Linked DNA regions of Homo sapiens: region 1 is linked to region 2. A link is an interaction called in ENCODE POLR2A ChIA-PET data of the cell type or tissue named here. Cell type or tissue: MCF 10A. All regions are shown on one strand. Each heading gives the region's core, and the rest is flanking DNA. Links, peaks and the distances in the headings are about the cores only.

The links. ChIA-PET counts read pairs that join two places held together with the same protein. Peaks named below come from ENCODE experiments on the same cell type or tissue, not always from the same donor. Only the 100,000 strongest peaks of a DNase experiment are listed, where the experiment ranks them.
Region 1: POLR2A ChIA-PET joins it to region 2 with 5 read pairs; 3 of 35 experiments call an interaction of 5 or more read pairs at or near these places.

The regions. Positions count from the first base shown.
Region 1 is chr10:24,728,745-24,737,031 of GRCh38, forward strand. No RefSeq gene overlaps it. Among named protein-coding and RNA genes, the nearest start is that of ARHGAP21, 9.0 kb to the left of the region's middle. In MCF 10A, for the core only: no CTCF peak of the experiment used is centred there; no DNase peak of the experiment used is centred there.
Region 2 is chr10:24,811,222-24,819,508 of GRCh38, forward strand. No RefSeq gene overlaps it. Among named protein-coding and RNA genes, the nearest start is that of ARHGAP21, 91 kb to the left of the region's middle. In MCF 10A, for the core only: no CTCF peak of the experiment used is centred there; a DNase peak (open chromatin) is centred at 3,860.

The sequences.
Region 1 (8,287 bases), core at 1,414-6,413, 82 kb before region 2:
TTTCTTATTCACACATTACCAAAAAGACACATTACATGCTAATATTACTTTGAAAGAGCAAAAGACTTTTTTTTTTTTTTTGAGACGGAGTCTCACTTTGTCATCCAGGCTGGAGTGCAGTGGTGTGATCTTGGCTCACTGCAACCTCTGCCTCCTGGGTTCAAGGGATTCTCGTGCCTTAGCCTCCCCAGTAGCTGGGACGACAGGCATGCACCACCACACCCAGCTAATTTTTGTATTTTTTAGTAGAGACAGAATTTTACCATGTTGGCCAGGCTGGTCTCGAACTCCTGACCTCAGGTGATCCACCCACCCCGCCCTCCCAAAGTGCTGGGATTACAGGCGTGAGCCACCATGCCTGGACAAAAAAAGCAAAAGATTTTCATGTTGAACTGAATAGCTACAGAAATCCCACCACACTTGCAAGGCATTTAACTATTGTAATTGAGAGAAGGGAATGATTCTCCACAATCAGCAATTTCTAGGACTCTTCCTTCATCTCTTTTAAACAAATAATGTAAATGATTTACTAATTTATTGTTCTGCATTTGCTAAATATGTATCTTATTATTTCTCTCCACATGATTACTATCTTTGATGATTAATTTCTAGAAGGCAATGACATTATTTAATTCATTATATACAATGCCTAGTAAAGTGCCACACACAATAAATATTCTTGAATAATTTATCTGCCCTCAGTTTATTGTCATCTTTTCCTCCTCTGGACTAGAATACTGGTGTTTATTTTTGGGTTTGTTTGTTTGTTTGTTTGTTGCTGTTACTTGATTATAAACAATCTTCTTTTGTTACACGGATATATTGTGGGAAAAAAATAATAAATCTTATTTAGCTAAATATTATCTCCTTTTTTAATCTGGATTATAAACTTCTCTAGAGGAGATTCCTGGAGCTTTTACTACTTTCACATCCCCACAATATCTACCACATCTTTTACACATAGAAATTACTACAGAATTATTCAAGAAATAAAAGATGGTTATGTCACTATTATTGATAAATATTTATACCTCAAGAAATTCCTGGCTGTACAGGTCCAATAACAGTACAGGTCACAGGAAGATATATGTATAGGCCTATGTGAATATGCCTAAAACAAAGAGTGTAAATTATAAGAGGTATCCACAAAGAGAACACTTGGTATGGGCCTCAACTTTCGGAAATGCCACATTTTATCTCCTTATCGAAACTTCTCTGGCCAGGCGCTGTGGCTCACACCTGTAATCCCAGTACTTTGGGAGGCCCGAGTGGGTGGATCACTTGAGGTCAGACATTCGAGACCAGCCTGGACAACATGGTAAAACCCCATCTCTACTAAAACTACAAAAATTAGCTGGGCATGGTGGCACGGTCCTGTAATCCCAGCTTACTCAGGAGGCTGAGACAGGAGAATTGCTTGAACCTGGGAGGCAGGGCCAAGCCTGGTTGACAGAGTGACACTCCATCTCAAATAAATAAATAAATAAACTTCACTGCCAGCGATTTAGCTGTTTTTCAGCCATAAGACCATCCTAAAAATTAATATCACTTACATTTTGGTAGAAACTATAAAATTTCACCCCAAAGCTTATCCATAATCATATATCAAAAGTTTTCTTTAGATCCAAATTATTATTCAGCATTAGAATTTCCATAATTAAAATTTAGTGGTATGCTAGTCATAGTCATCAACATTGTTAAGTTTATTTATATGTTTTAAGAAAAAATATGAATAAAAAATCCATGTGCAAGTTTTTATTTTATCCTAAGAATCGTGACTTTCATTTATAAGTATTCCAACTTTCCTTAAAAATATGAGACTAGTTTTTAAAATGTTTCCACCCACCCAACTAAATATGAGTTGGAACATTGTGAAAATACAGTGCAATCTGGAGAAACCCATATTACAACTGGAGAATTGAAATATGTTTTTATCATTTTGGAATAGAATGCTAAATTCCAAACATTTTAACTAGGAAACTGTGCTAGCAGTTGATTTTTAATATCATAGGCCTAATCCAAAGTAATCAAATCTTTTCATCAAAAAAAATAAAAAGTTCTAGCCTTCCCTTTCATTGTCATTGAGCAGAATCAGGAAAGACACCTAAAGACTTCTCTATTCCTTGATTCAAGAAACTCTGAGTATCTTTCAATATTGTCTAGCACTGTAGATTCCATTCCTCTATCCCTATAATTGCTTGCATTCCTTATTAATCCAAAAGTCAACTAACCAAGGCTTCTTCCCTCAGATAGGAAAAGATCGCAGGGCAATATGTGGTAATTCACATCTGGGCTTAAGTAGGATAGATGGCAGGCTTACATAACCTTTCTCCTCAAAGATTTTTTCAATTATATTTTAATTTTTAAAAATTACGAAGTAAAAAAGAAAAAAACAAACACTAAAACTATGAAGGGGCCCAATCTCATACCACATTTTACGAACCCATTCTCATGCCTCCTTCCAGCTTTCTTCTGTGGCTCCTCATTGCTTGAATCCAACAAGAAGCCTGGGGTCCTCAAAGATAATTCATCCACCCTGTTTCTTTCAATATAAATAGAAATTTTAGATAGTAAATATTCATCAAAGATGAATGAAAAGGAAATAAGACTGACATAAACATTTTAAATTGTGATATTGGGGAAGAGATGAAATAAAGGAATATATTCTAAAAAGAAAAGATATATTATGGAAGAAGATTAACCCCAGTAAGCAGAAGAAATATAGAGACAAATGTTTCATACCCCGAAGAAAATAAAATATATCAAAAGTGAAATCACAAGAGAATGAATGAAATATAAAAGATGTTAGAATGGCTAAGAGAAGGTATTGAGAGGGAAAAATCATACCGTTGCAGAAATAATACATGAATTAGAAATAAGAAGAAATAAGAAATGTCTGGCCGGGCACAGTGGCTCATGCCTGTAATCCTAGCACAGAGGCCAAGGTGGGAGGATCACTTGAGCCTGGGAATTCAAGACCAGCCTGGGCAACACAGTGAGACCTCATCTCTATTTTTAAAAAATAAAAATAAGAAATATCTAGCAGAAAATTGTGGGATGGATGACAGATTTGTTTTAAAGCACATCAAATACAAAGGAAAAGGACAAAGATTAAAGTGATTAGACAGGAGATGAAAAATATAGAAGACAACAGAAATCTGATTTAGAGAAATTGATGTCTCTGACAGAATTTACAACTAATGAAACTAAAAAAAATTTTTTTCAAAGATATACTATGGTAGCCTGCTAAATGTTCCCCCAAATCTGTTCTCTCCTTCTCCTATAATAGTAGTATTTTAGTTAGGCACCTGGTTAACAAGCTAGACTTTCTATCTAGGTGTGTCTAGGTGTGGCCATGACTAAATTCTAGGCAATGAAATGTGGGCAGGAATGATTGTGTGTCACTCTGGAAGTCTTCCCTTAAAAGGCTTAGATCTGTGCCTTCCTAGACCCTTCCCCGATTCACAGTGACTGGAGGTAGGGTTGCCAAGTTTAGCAAATAAAAACAATGAGCACACAGTTCAATTTGAACATCAGATAAACAACAGATAACTTTTTAGTATAAAAAAGCCTCATTCAAATTGGTGTTTGAAACCAAAAAAAAAAAAAAGAAAAGAAAAATGTTGCAGGCAATAAACAAATCAGATTTTAGTGTGTGTCTCATTAAAAAAAAAACTGTTGGGCATAGTGGCTCACACCTGTAATCCAACACTTTGGGAGGCCGAGGCATAAGGATTTTTTGAGCCCAGGAATTCAAGACCAGCCTGGTCAACATAATTAGACCTATCTCTACAAAAACATTTAAAAATTACCTGGGTGTTGTAGCTAATTTTTAGCCCAAGCTATTCTTGAACTCCCAGCCTCAAGCAAGCTTCACACCTTAGTCTCCCAAAGTTCTGGGATTACAGGCATGAGCCACTGCACCCAGCCTTTCAGCTGCTTTTAAATGTGAATGACCACATGATTCAATCTTTAAGTCACATTATTTGTTTTCTTCAAAATTTTTCTTATCAATTAATGCTGAGAAAAATTTTTAGGTGAGTAATGGTTTTCTTTTGGGTCAGGGATCATTAAACTTTTTCTGTAAAGGGCCAGATAGATAATATTTTAGGCTTTGCAGTGCCACGCGACCTCTGTTGCAACTACTCAACTCTGCTGTTACAGTACTAAAGCAGGGATGGACAACGTATAAATGAATGAATGTGGCTGTTTCTATAAAACTTGATAACAGATAGAAGACTGGATTTGGTATATGTGCCACAGTCGGCGAACCCCTGCATTAGGTAATTCACTTTGATTTGCTTGTAGGATTTCTTTTCTTTTTTGAGACAGAGTCTCACTCTGTTGTTGCCCAGGCTGGAGTACAGTGGCATGATCTCGGCTCACTGCAACCTCCACCTCCTGGGTTCAAGCAATACTCCCATCTCAGCCTCCCGAGTAGCTGAGACTACAGGTGCCCGCCACCATGCCTGGCTAATTTGGTATTTTTAGTAGAGACGGGGTTTCGCCATATTGGTCAGGCTGGTCTCAAACTCCTGATCTCAAGTCATCCACCCGCCTCAGCCTCCCAAAGTGCTGGGATTACAGGCTCGAGCCACCGTGCCCTGCCGGATTTCTTTTCTTATATGAAAGTTTAGTAACTTCCCCCAAGTCACTATTCTGTTTTCATAATCCCTGAAACATGATAAATTTTTTTTTAATTAAAAAAAGTTTTTTAGTAGAGACAGTGTCTCACTATATTGGCCAGGCTGGTATTGAACTCCTGGGCTCAGGTGATCTTCCTGCCTGGGTTTCCCAAAGTGCTAGGGTTACAGGCATGAGCCACTGCACCTGGTCAATCCTTTTAATCCTTGGAATTGCAAGAAAGTTTTCACATATTGGTTAGGACAAAGGCTAAGCTCTTGCACCAAAATGTTTTTTAAATACCACAGTACTTGTATTTAGAAGTGGCTACAAAGAAAGTTATGTCTTTTTCAGGTAATGATCCCCAAGTATGCTCTTCAGGCCTGCTACAATAGCTCCATTGTCTTCCATAGGTGGTTTCATCTCTGGGTCAAAGGCAGATGCTCCAGTTCTATCTCCAATAGGGTTCCCAGATAAAATATAGGATACCCAGTTCAACTTGAATTTTATTTATTTATTTATTTATTTGAGATGGAGTCTCCCCCTATTGCCCAGGCTGGAGTGCAGTGGCGCGATCTCGTCTTACTGCAACCTCTGCCTCCCAGGTTCAAGCGACTCTCCTGCCTCAACCTCCTGAGTACCTGGGATTACAGGTGCATGCCACCATGCCCAGCTAATTTTTTATTCTTTTTTTTTTTTTTTTTTGTATTTTTAGAAGAGACGGAATTTCACCATGTTGGTCAGGCTAGTCTCAAACTCCTGACATTGTGATCCGCTCGCCTCAGCCTCCCAAAGCACTGGGATTACATGCGTGAGCCACCATGCCTGGCCCCTCAACTCGAATTTTAGATAAACGACAAATACATTTTTAGGATAAATTTTGTTGTTGTTGTTTTTGAGACAGGGTCTTGCTCTGTTGCCTAGGCTGGAATGCAGTGGTGCCATCATCGCTCACTGCAGTCTTGACCTCCTGGGCTCAATTGATCCTCCTACCCGAGCCTCCCAAGTAGCTCAGGGACCACAGATGTGCACTACCATGCCTGGCTAATATTTTTTAAATTTTTTTGTAGAGACAGGGTCTTGCTATGTTGCCCAATCTGGTTGTATGTTATTTAATCTGCCTTAAATAATGGTTTGAGTGACCAAGTAATTAGAAACAAAATGAAAAAACAAGCTACAGTCTATCAGAAGATATATGCAACTGATATAACCCACCAAGGATTTATTTATTTATTTATTTATTTGCGACGGAGTCTCGCTCTGTCGCCCAGGCTGGAGTGCAGTGGCATGATCTCGGCTCACTGCAACCTCTGCCCCTCCAGGTTTAAGCAATTCTCTGCCTCAGCCTCCGGAGTAGCTGGGATTACAGGCGCGTGCCACCACGCCTGGCTAATTTTTTGTATTTTTAGTAGAGACGGGGTTTCACCATCTTGGCCAGGCTGGTCTTGAACTCCTGACCTCCTGATCCACCCGCCTCAGCCTCCCAAAGTGCTGGGATCACAGGCATGAGCCACTGTGCCCGGCCTCCCACCAAGGATTTATAGCCTGAGCCTCCATAAACCAATAACTAAAATAGAAAAGATGAATAGGCAATTTATGAAAGAGAAAATACATGTTTTCACCAAACATAATAAAAGATGCCCAGTATCACTGAAATCAGGATAATGCAAATTAAAATGATAATAAGACCAATTTCAAATCCATCAGACTGGCAAAAATCAGTCTGAAAACAGCAAATGCTGAACTGAGGTCAGGAGTTCAAGACCAGCCTGGTCAACATGGTGAAACCTCGTCTCTACTAAAAGTACAAAAATTAGCTTGGCATGGTCGTGGGCGCCTGTAATCCCAGCTACTCTCGGGAGGCTGAGGCAGGAGAATCACTTGAACCTGGGAGGCGGAGGTGGCAGTGAGCTGAGATCGTGCCATTGCACTCCAGCCTAGGCGACAGCGTGAGACTCTGTCTCAAAACAAAACCAGTAAATGGCAGCTCAAGTTGCTCAGGCCCCAAACCCTGAATAATAGGAAATGACTAGCTCCACTTCGAAATTCAAGAGGTCTCAAATTAAAGACACCCTAATCTGCCCTTTCCACGTTAAGTGGCAATTCTGTTCATACTGCTGCTCCAGACTAAGAACTTCAAAACAGCCTTGACCCCTCTTTCTCTCCCACCCCACATCCCCACATCAGTAAACTCTGTCAGCAACACCATCATATTATATCTAGAATCTGATCACCTCCACAGCGGTCACCCAAGTCCACGTGAAGTCATCGATCACCTGGATGAGTTGACAGCCTTCAGCTAGTCTTCTGCTCTGTCTTTACTAGTGTCTACTCTCAATACAGGAGCCAGTGCAACCCTTTTAGAGCCTAAATCAGGTCTTGTCTCTTCTTTGCTTAAAACTCTCTGATGGCTTCCCATTTCACTCAGATGAAAAGCCAAAATCTTTACAGTAGTTTACTTCATGCTACTGATCCACCTCCAGGCTATACCAATCTGCTTAAAGTTCATCAGGCACCGAGGCTTTCCCCCACCTCATCTGTCACTCACCTACTGTTTGCACCTGTTATTCCCCAAGGCTAGACTATGCTTCTCCCTGCCAGATATCCACTCTCCTCATTTGATTCAGGCTTTTGCTCAAACATGTCTTCCCTAACCATCCTACTTAAAATAGCACCATAGTCACCTACCTGACTCCACCCCACCCCAATTACCCTTTCTTTCCACCTTCACCCCTTATACATACTTTATTTAATTTTTCAAAAAGCACTTATTGCCACCTATTGTTTTATTTTTTATTTATTGCCTGTCTTCTCAGCCTAGAATGTAAATCTCAGAAGAACAGGAAATAAGTCTATTTTATTTTTTGCTGTATCCCTAGTGCCTAGAACAAATCCTGACATACACTAGACACCCCATAGAATATAAATGGAAGAGTTTGGGCACAGTGGCTCATGCCTGTAATCCCAGCGGTTTGGGAGACCAAGGTGGGAGGATTGCTAGAGCCCAGGAGTTTCAGGTTGCTGTGAGCTGTGATTGCACAGATGCCCTCCAACCGTGGTGATATAGCAAGACCCTGTCAGAAAGAGAAAGAGGAATAGCAAGAGAAGAGGAAAAGAGAAGAGAAAAGAAAAGAAAAGAAAAGAAGGAAAAGAAAGAGAGAAGAATGTACCGTAAACCCAGAGGCTTCCTGGGAGATGGGAATTTTTTTTCTGGATCTTTAATTCTTATGCAATTTAAATGTTTCTGGGGCATAAATAAAGAAATTATCTAAAATCCTTTATCTAAAGCATGAATGATAAATATATGATAGAAATAACCAGGCATGGTAGCTCATGCCTGTAATCTCAGCTCATGCCTGTAATCCCAGCACTTTGGGAGGCTAAGAAGGGGAGTATTGCTTGAGGCCAGGAGTTCAAAACAAACACATAAGAGAAAAAAAAAAAAAACAGGAGACAATTTCACATGAGAATGATTTTTAAAATCCCAATTAAAATATTACTATTAACCTTAAGTAATATATCAAATGTACTCTGGATAGAAGTTCATTACATAAATGTAACTATTGTTTGAAATTAGGACATCTCTCCATTAAAAAAAAAAAGTCGGTTTTATTAGTGATGAGGCTGATAGGAAAACATGGCTTTCAATGTGAGCCAGTTAGGT
Region 2 (8,287 bases), core at 1,159-6,158:
CCTCCTGCTCAGCCTCCCAAGTAGCTGGGACTACAGGTGCCCACCACCATGCCTGGCTAATTTTTGTATTTTTAATAGAGACAGGGTTTTGCCATGTTGGCCAGGTTGGTCTCGAACTCTTGACCTCAGGTGATCCACCTGCCTTGGCCTCCCAAAGTGTTGGGATTACAGGCATGGGCCACCACGCCCAGCCTCCTGTTTTTTATTTTTCATTCTTTTAAAATAAAGATAGGATCTTGCTATATTGCTTAGGCTGGTCTCGAACTCCTGGCCTCAAGTGACGCTCTCATCTCGGCCTCCAAAAGTGTGGAGTTACAGGGGTGAGCCACTGTGCCCTGCCAAGTGTTTCATGTTCTGATGAATTAAATATGTGTCCTATGGGAGGTGGGCCATATGAACAACCCGAAAGGACAACACAGTGTTCATAGAGTCACCCTGCAAATTAGCCTCACGGCTGTCATGGTGTGAAATGACGGGGTGGGACACCCCCTTGACTTTGTTTACTGTAGGGACATCATTTGGCCCCAGAGATCAGTGGCAGGGACAGCCTTTGTAGTTATTAGATTCTGTTGCCTTAGCTCTCTGGGTCCAGAAAGTTGTGAATGGAGATTCCATGTAGAAATTGGAAATTCTTACCCAAAAAATCCCACCTCTGAATAGCCCAGAGGTGCGTACATCAAAGGAGGCCACTGTTTGTTTGTTTTTCTTGGCCAAGTGGGAGGAGGAATGCGGGAGAGCTCAGAACATTCCCAGAGAAAATGAGGGCCCTGACTTGATATGTTGTTCTCGATTCCTTTCTGAGTGAATTCCACGGCCGATAAACTGGCTCGGGCACAACTGTTCACAGCTGCATGTAGGATGTTGCAGGGGACACAATGGCTGCTGTGTGTGCAGGAGGACAAACAGTCCCACACAGGCCTGAGCCTGAGCAACAATGAGCGACAAACGGCCTTCAATACAATGCATTCATTTCCTGTAATAACACTGGGGTAAATGCGGCCTGGGAGGCCAGTTCCACCTGACAGAGACGCTCCACTTCATGCAATCGTTTTCAGAGGCCCGCTTTTCATGAAGAAAGACACATATAAAAAGGAGAGAGATGGCAAGCGGCTGAGGGTTTTCTTTTCCCCTCCTGCAAAGCAAGATATAATTAAAACCATGTATATTTTTAATGCCTAGATAAAACAGTGTGGTAAAAATACTGTCGAGGTGTTAGAAGCTATTTCAATTTTTAGTCTTTCTGACACTAACTGCTCGTGATTCACCATCGCTGCTAAAAATACTGGCAGGCGGCAGCCTGAGCTTCTCTGCTTCCCAGCAGGTAGACTGGCTCTAACGTGAGCTTACCTCCCTGTCCTGCCAGAGCTTCCATCCTCATGTAGGTAAGAGTACTACTGGGAATTGGCTTGACAGCCTATAATAATAATAATTGGCTGGGCGTGGTGGCTCATGCCTGTAATCCCAGCACTTTGGGAGGCCGAGATGGGCGGATCGCCTGAGGTCAGGAATTCGAGACCAGCCTGGCCAACATGGTGAAACCCCGTCTCTACTAAAAATACAAAAAATTCGCTGGGCATGGTGGTGGGCGCTTGTAATCCCAGCTACTTGGGAGGCTAAGCCAGGAGAATTACTTGAACCTGGGAGGCGGAGGTTGCAGTGAGCCAAGATTGTGCCACTGCACTCCAGCTTGGGCGACAGAGCAAGACTCTCTCATAAAAAAAATAATAATAATTAATAAAGCCCTAATAATAATCAAGATGATGATGATAGCTAACATCTACTGAGTGCTTACTAAGTAGCCAGTCTGGGTCTAATTGCCTGAATCCTCATAAGAACCCTATGAGGTAGGGATCATTATTCATCTTGGGTGAGGAACCGAGGCATTGAGAGATTAAGCAACTTGCCCAAGCTCACAACTATTCATCCTTTTCAATATATACCCGGGTTCCGGGTGCAGTGGCTCACACCTGTAGTCCTAGCACTTCGGGAGGCCAAAGCGGGTAGAATGCCTGAGGATAGGAGTTTGAGACCAGCCTGGGCAATGTGGCAAAAATCATGTTGATTTAAGAGCCAATAGTAATAATAATTAATAAAGCCCTAATAATAATAAAGATGATGATGATAGCTAACATCTACTGAGCATTCTACTGGACCACAATTGTGCACCACCATACCCAGCTAATTTTAAAATTTTTTGTAGAGATGTGGGTCTTGCTATGTTGCTTAGGCTGGTCTCGAACTCCTTACTCCAGTGATCTTCTTGTCTTGGCCTCATGAAGTGCTGGGATTATAGGCATGAGTCTCCGTGCTTGGCCTTTCTCCTCATTTTATAATTGAGAGGCATGTGGGCAGGAGTGAAGTGTCCCGGCTAATACCACTCAGGTAGTTCAAGACAGAGCCAGGACTAAAATCAAAGTCTGCTCTTTCTACCTGTATAAAAGAAGAAACTCAGTTAGAACCATTTATTACATACTTACTGAAAACTGAATTAATATCTATACTAATAAGTGTCCTGGCAGGGATTTGATAGGAAAGAAATAGAATGTATGATTTTATGATTTCTACCATCCCAAGGCTTGTGATTTTCCTGAGGACACACAGGATGCATAAATACAAGCCTTGATGGACATAATCTTACCTTGGCAATCCAGCACACACGTAAGAACAGAGGGAATGTGACTTCCAGGATCACCTGCTTAGGATGGTGATAATCCAGGAGGAGATAGACAGGAGGAGTGTGAATTGGTACAGAGAAAGTAAAAAGCATTTGTGAGACGAAGTAGCAAACAGAAGCCATATCTGCTCATTTCTGCTTGCCAGCATAATTTCACCAAGCACCTGGCTCTGTGGTGACGTGCAGATCTCTGGAGGGATGCTTTAAAGACAAAACAGGACAGAGCATATGGCCGTCTGTGTCTCTTACTTGGGTCACCATATTCCTTAAAGATAAATGACCCTTGTCCTTGTCTTTCCTTAAACATAAGATAACTTTTTTTTTTTTTCATTTTGAGACAGAGTCTTACTCTGTTGCCCATGCTGGAGTGCAGTAGCTTGATCTCGGCTCGCTGCAACCTCTCCTGGGTTCAAGCGATTCTTCTGCCTCAGCCTCCTGAGTACCTGGGATTACAGGCACACAACACCACACCCGGCTAATTTTTTTTGTATATTTTTAGTAGAGACGGGGGTTTCACCATGTTGGCCAGGCGGGTCTCGAACTCCTGACCTCAAGTGATCCACCCACCTCAGCTTCCCAGAGTGCTGGGATTGTAGGCCACTGTGACTGGCCAACATAAGATAACTTCTGATGAGTTTAGTGACTATGTTTTTGTAATCTATAACTAGATGGACTCTTATACCTCAACCTTGTTGTGATTCTGCTTCAAAGTAATTACTTTTAATAGCAAAAACCACAATTACATTTGCACCAATATAATAACTTCTGAGTACGTTGGATGTGATCTGTCATCATAAACTCCCCCCTCCTGTATATAAGCTGTGAGCTAAAACACTGGTTGGGAGATTTCTGACAAAATCTCCTCTCTGAAAGACTCCTCCAGAGCTATAGGCCTCAGTCCACAGTCCTCAGTAAGACTTCTGAATAAAACTAACTTTAATTCATTAAAAACTTGTTTTTTCTTTTCTTTCGTCCACACATTCAATGTGGAAATACGATTTGTGCAGAAGGACAAAGAAGCCACGAGTGAAAGCCAGGAGCATAGTTGCAAACAGGTTTGTTTGGCTGGCACAGAGATGATGTATCAAGTCATGAGAAAGGACTTCATGAACAGTGACCAACTTTAAAAATATTCCTGGGGCGGGCACGGTGAGCCGAGATTGCGCCACTGCACTCTGTCCTGGGCAAAAGAGCGAGACTCCGTCTCAAAAAAAAAAAAATATTCCTGTCATACCTTGAGGTAGCTAGCTGTTTGACATTTGAGACACAGAGGCAGGATGTGGTGACTCACTCCTGTAATCTCAGCTCTTTGGGAGGCTGAGGTGGGAGCAAGTCCTGAGTCCAGGAGTTTGAGAAAAGCCTGAACAACATAGCGAGACCCTGTCTTTACAAAAAAATAAACCAAATTAGCCAGGTGTGGTGGCACGCACCTGTAGTCCCAGCTACTCGGGAGGCTGAGGTGGGAGGACTGCCTGAACCTAGGAAGTCAAGGCTGTAGTGAGCTGTGATTATGCCACTGCCCTCCAGCTTGGGTGACAGAGTGAGACCGTGTCTCAAAAAAACCAAAAGCCTAGGTGTGGTGGCTCACACCTGTAATCTCAGAACTTTGGGAGGCAGAGACAGGTGGATCACTTGAGGTCAGGAGTTCAAGATCAGCCTGGTCAACATGGTGAAACCCCGTCTCTACTAAAAATACAAAAATTAGCTGGGCATGGTGGTGCACGCCTGTAGTTCCAGTACTCGGGAGGCTGAGGCAGGAGAATCACTTGGACCTGGGAGGCAGAGGTTGCAGTGAGCTGAGATTGCACCACTGCACTCCAGCCTGGATGACAGAGTGAGACTCCGTCTCAAAACAGCAACAACGAAACCAGACATTTGAGACACTGAAGACTGCCATAGTTTGATAGCTAAGGGACAAACCCAATTATAGGCAAAACAGTGAAATTACCTGCGTGGTTTCCCAGCAGGCCCCATGAGCAACCATTAGTGATCTCAATGGTGTTAATGGAGCTACATAAATCAGTCAAGAACAGTGATGGAACTTCTTACTGTAGTCCAGGTGCAGTGCTGGGCTCCGGGATAGGATGAACAAGATGGACCCAGCCCTGCCCTGAATGTGTGTTCTTTGTAGGTACAGTTCCAGCAAGAAACCAGCTCTCTTTATGTCGTTGAAAAGTAGGGAAGTGTAGCAGTTCTCAGGAGCCGTAAATAATGAATACGTGTTTCACGGCTGTTTAAATGAGTGAATAAAATCGCTGTGCTCATTCTGTCCTGTCACTGTCTCATGCAGTGAAATGGGCATCTTAACCACAGCTTAAAGGGAGCTGAAGACAGCAGGGAGGACTCAGGCCATCCAGCCTGGGATACCCTGCCCGCACATTTCTGTACCAAGAGCCGGTCAACTTCAAAATCAGTCTATGAGAGACCTAGTCATTACAACACACAAGGTTTCCTTCCTTCCTTTCTTTTTTTTTCTTTTTCTGAGACACGGTCTTGTTCTATAGCCCAGGCTGGAGTGCAGTGGTGTGATCATGGTTCATTGTAGCCACAAACTCCTAGGTTCAAGTGACCCTCCTGCCTCAGCCTCCCAAGTAGCTGGCACTACAGGTGCATGCCATCATACCAGGGTTTTTTTTTTAAATTTTTTTATTTTTTTAGATATGGGGTCTTGCTACATCGTCCAGGCTGAATACAAGGTTTTCCGAACAAGCTTCAGACTAGAATCAGAAGGCTCTGGGCTAGTGGAGAGGGCGTACAGGGAGAGTCAGGAGAAAGTCGGTCTGGTGGATGGTCAGCAGATGATGAATCAGTTTTGGCTTTGCCAAGTTATTTAACCTTTCTGAGCCTTAATTTACTCATCTGGAAAATGGGGAAAATACAGAGCAGGTTCTGGAGGCAGGCAAGCTAAAATTTTAATCACTTTTAGCAATTTGACCCTGAGAAACTACTTTCAGCTTCCCTTCGCCTGTTTCCACTTGTGTAAAATGAGAGTGATTATGATCTATCTCAGGGCTATAAGAATGAAATATGATAATACATGTTAAGTGTTTAAGACTGTGTCTGGTGCATGGTGTTTAATAAATGTCAGCAGTATGTATACTAGGATGGGTCTGAGGATTGGAGAAACGGATGCAAAGCACCTAACATCCTGCCTGACACATAATGGGTGGCTGATAAGCATCAGCTATCATGCGACTTTGAGCAACCCGATAAATATTTTTTAAACAAATGCCCACAGGAGGAATGTGTCTTTTTCATCTTTGACTCTCTGCCACTTAGAGGTATTAGTTTCTTATTGCCGCTGCAACAAAATAGCACACATTTAGTGACTGAAAACAACACAAGTTTATTACGATATCTCTGGAAGTCAGAAATCCAAAACGGCCTTCATTAGGCTAAAGTCAAAGTGTCAGCAGAACTGCTTTCCTTTTAAAGGCTGCAGGGGAGACCCTTTCCCTGCTTTTTCCAGGTTCCAGAGACTTCTTGCATTTCTTGGCTCATGTCCGCTTCTTCCGTCTTCACAGCCAGCAGTGAAGCATCTTCAAATTTCTGTCTATGACTCTGACCTCACTTCTGCCATCTCATCTCCTTCTCTGAGTCTAACTCTCCTTCTCTCTCTCTCTCTCTATTTATTTATTTTTTGAGATGGAGTTTCGCTCTTGTTGCCCAGGCTGGAGTGCAATAGCGCGATCTCAGCTCACTGCAACCTCCGCCTTCCCGGGTTCAAGCAATTCTCCTGCCTCAGCCTCCTGCGTAGCTGGGATTACAGGAATGTGCCACCACACCCGGGTTCCTCCTTCTCTTATAAGGAGGTTACGCTGGACTCACCCAGCTAATCAAGGACAATCTCTCCATCTCAAGATCCTTAACTTAAATCGCACATCTGGAAAGTCCATTTTGCCAGGTAAGGCAACATAGTCACAGATTCTAAGGATGATGATGTGGAAGTCTTTGGAGAGCCACAATATCATCGCCACAGTAGGAATGAATGAACGGTGTGCTGCACATAAGCATGGCCTTCTGGAGCTTCTGTTCACCACCTGATCTTGTCCCATTTGTCTCATGCTGAACAAGTCTGCCCTGGACCTTATGTAAATTCCAGGGACATTTGACTTGGCCATAGGCCTTTCCAAATGCTAGCAGTTTAACAGCCTTGCCTCAGAGAAAAAGGCAGTTTATGATGAAAATAACCATCTCAGGCTACTTTTTTTTAAGAGACCGAGTCTGCTGTGTCAACCAGGCTTGAGTGCAGTGGCGCAATCATAGCTCACTGCAGCCTTGAACTCCTGGGCTCAAGTGATCCTCCCATCTCAGCTTCCTGAGCAGCTGGGACTACAGGTGTGTGCCACCATGCCCAGCTAATTTTTTTTTTAATTTTTTAAATTTTTTTGTAGAGACAGATTCTCGCCATGTTGCCCAGGCTGGTCTCAAACTCCTGGCTTCAAGCAATCCTCCTGCCTTGGCCTCCAAAAGCACTGGGATTATAGGCACGAGCCACCCTGCCCAGATTCAGGCTATTTCTTGATTTCTACTTCTTTGTCCCAAGTTAATTATAAGCATCTCATTTGCTATTGATGATACATTTACTTTGTATTATTAGCTAATTAAATATTCATCATAGCTGTGCTGAGGAGGAGGCCTGTTTGTCTCTCTTAGTTTCTTAGATAAATAGAGCCAGGCCTGGAAAGGATCCACTGAGCCTGGAATTATAGCTCAATGTTGTAGCTATCAGAATTACTTGAGTTCTGAGTATTGGCTTCAATATTTTACTTCTTTGCCTCTAATTGGAAAAGAAGGGTGGAACATAGTAGGTCTTAATTGTTGACATCACCGAGTAGAGTTTTGATGAGATTAAAACTCTCTCTGTTCCCCTGTCTGTGGGCACACTTTCTTTATTGGTGCCTGACTTGAAAGATACTGTATAAAGCGTTCATGAACTTGGGACACTAAATGAATACGTCTTTGATGGTTTCTTCCCTCAGTGTGGAAATGATTTACCAAGTTATTCTGGCTTCCAGATTAAAAACTGGAACTTCTGGCTGGGTGTTGTAGCTTGCACCCATAATCTTGTCCTCTTTGGGAGGCCAAGGTAGGAGGATCGCTTGAGCTCAGGAGGTTGAGACCAGCCTGGGCAACACAGTGAGACCTTGTCTCTACTAAAAAAAAATTAGCTGGGGATTGTGGCACATGCCTGTTGTCCCAGCTACTGGAGAGGCTGAAGTGGGAGAATTGCTTGAACCCTGGAGGTGGAGATTGCAGTAAGTCATGATTATGCCACTGCATTCCAGTGACAGAGTGAGACCCTGTCTCAGAAAAAAAATCCCCAAAAACAAAAAACAAAAACCCAAAAGCAAAAACTGAAACTTTTTTTTTCTTTTCTTTTCTTTAAAGTAGAGATGGGATTTTTGCCCCAGCTGGTCTCCAACTCCTGCTCAGGCAATCCTCCTACCTTGGCATCCCAAAGTGTGGGGATTACAGGTGTGAGCCACCGTGGCTGGCAATAAAACTGGAACTTCTTTTAAAAATTTTTATTGTAATCAGATCAGAAAATGGTTGCCAAAATAATCTGTACTTAAAAAAAATAAGTTCTGTTCAAATTAGAGCAGCTCCACA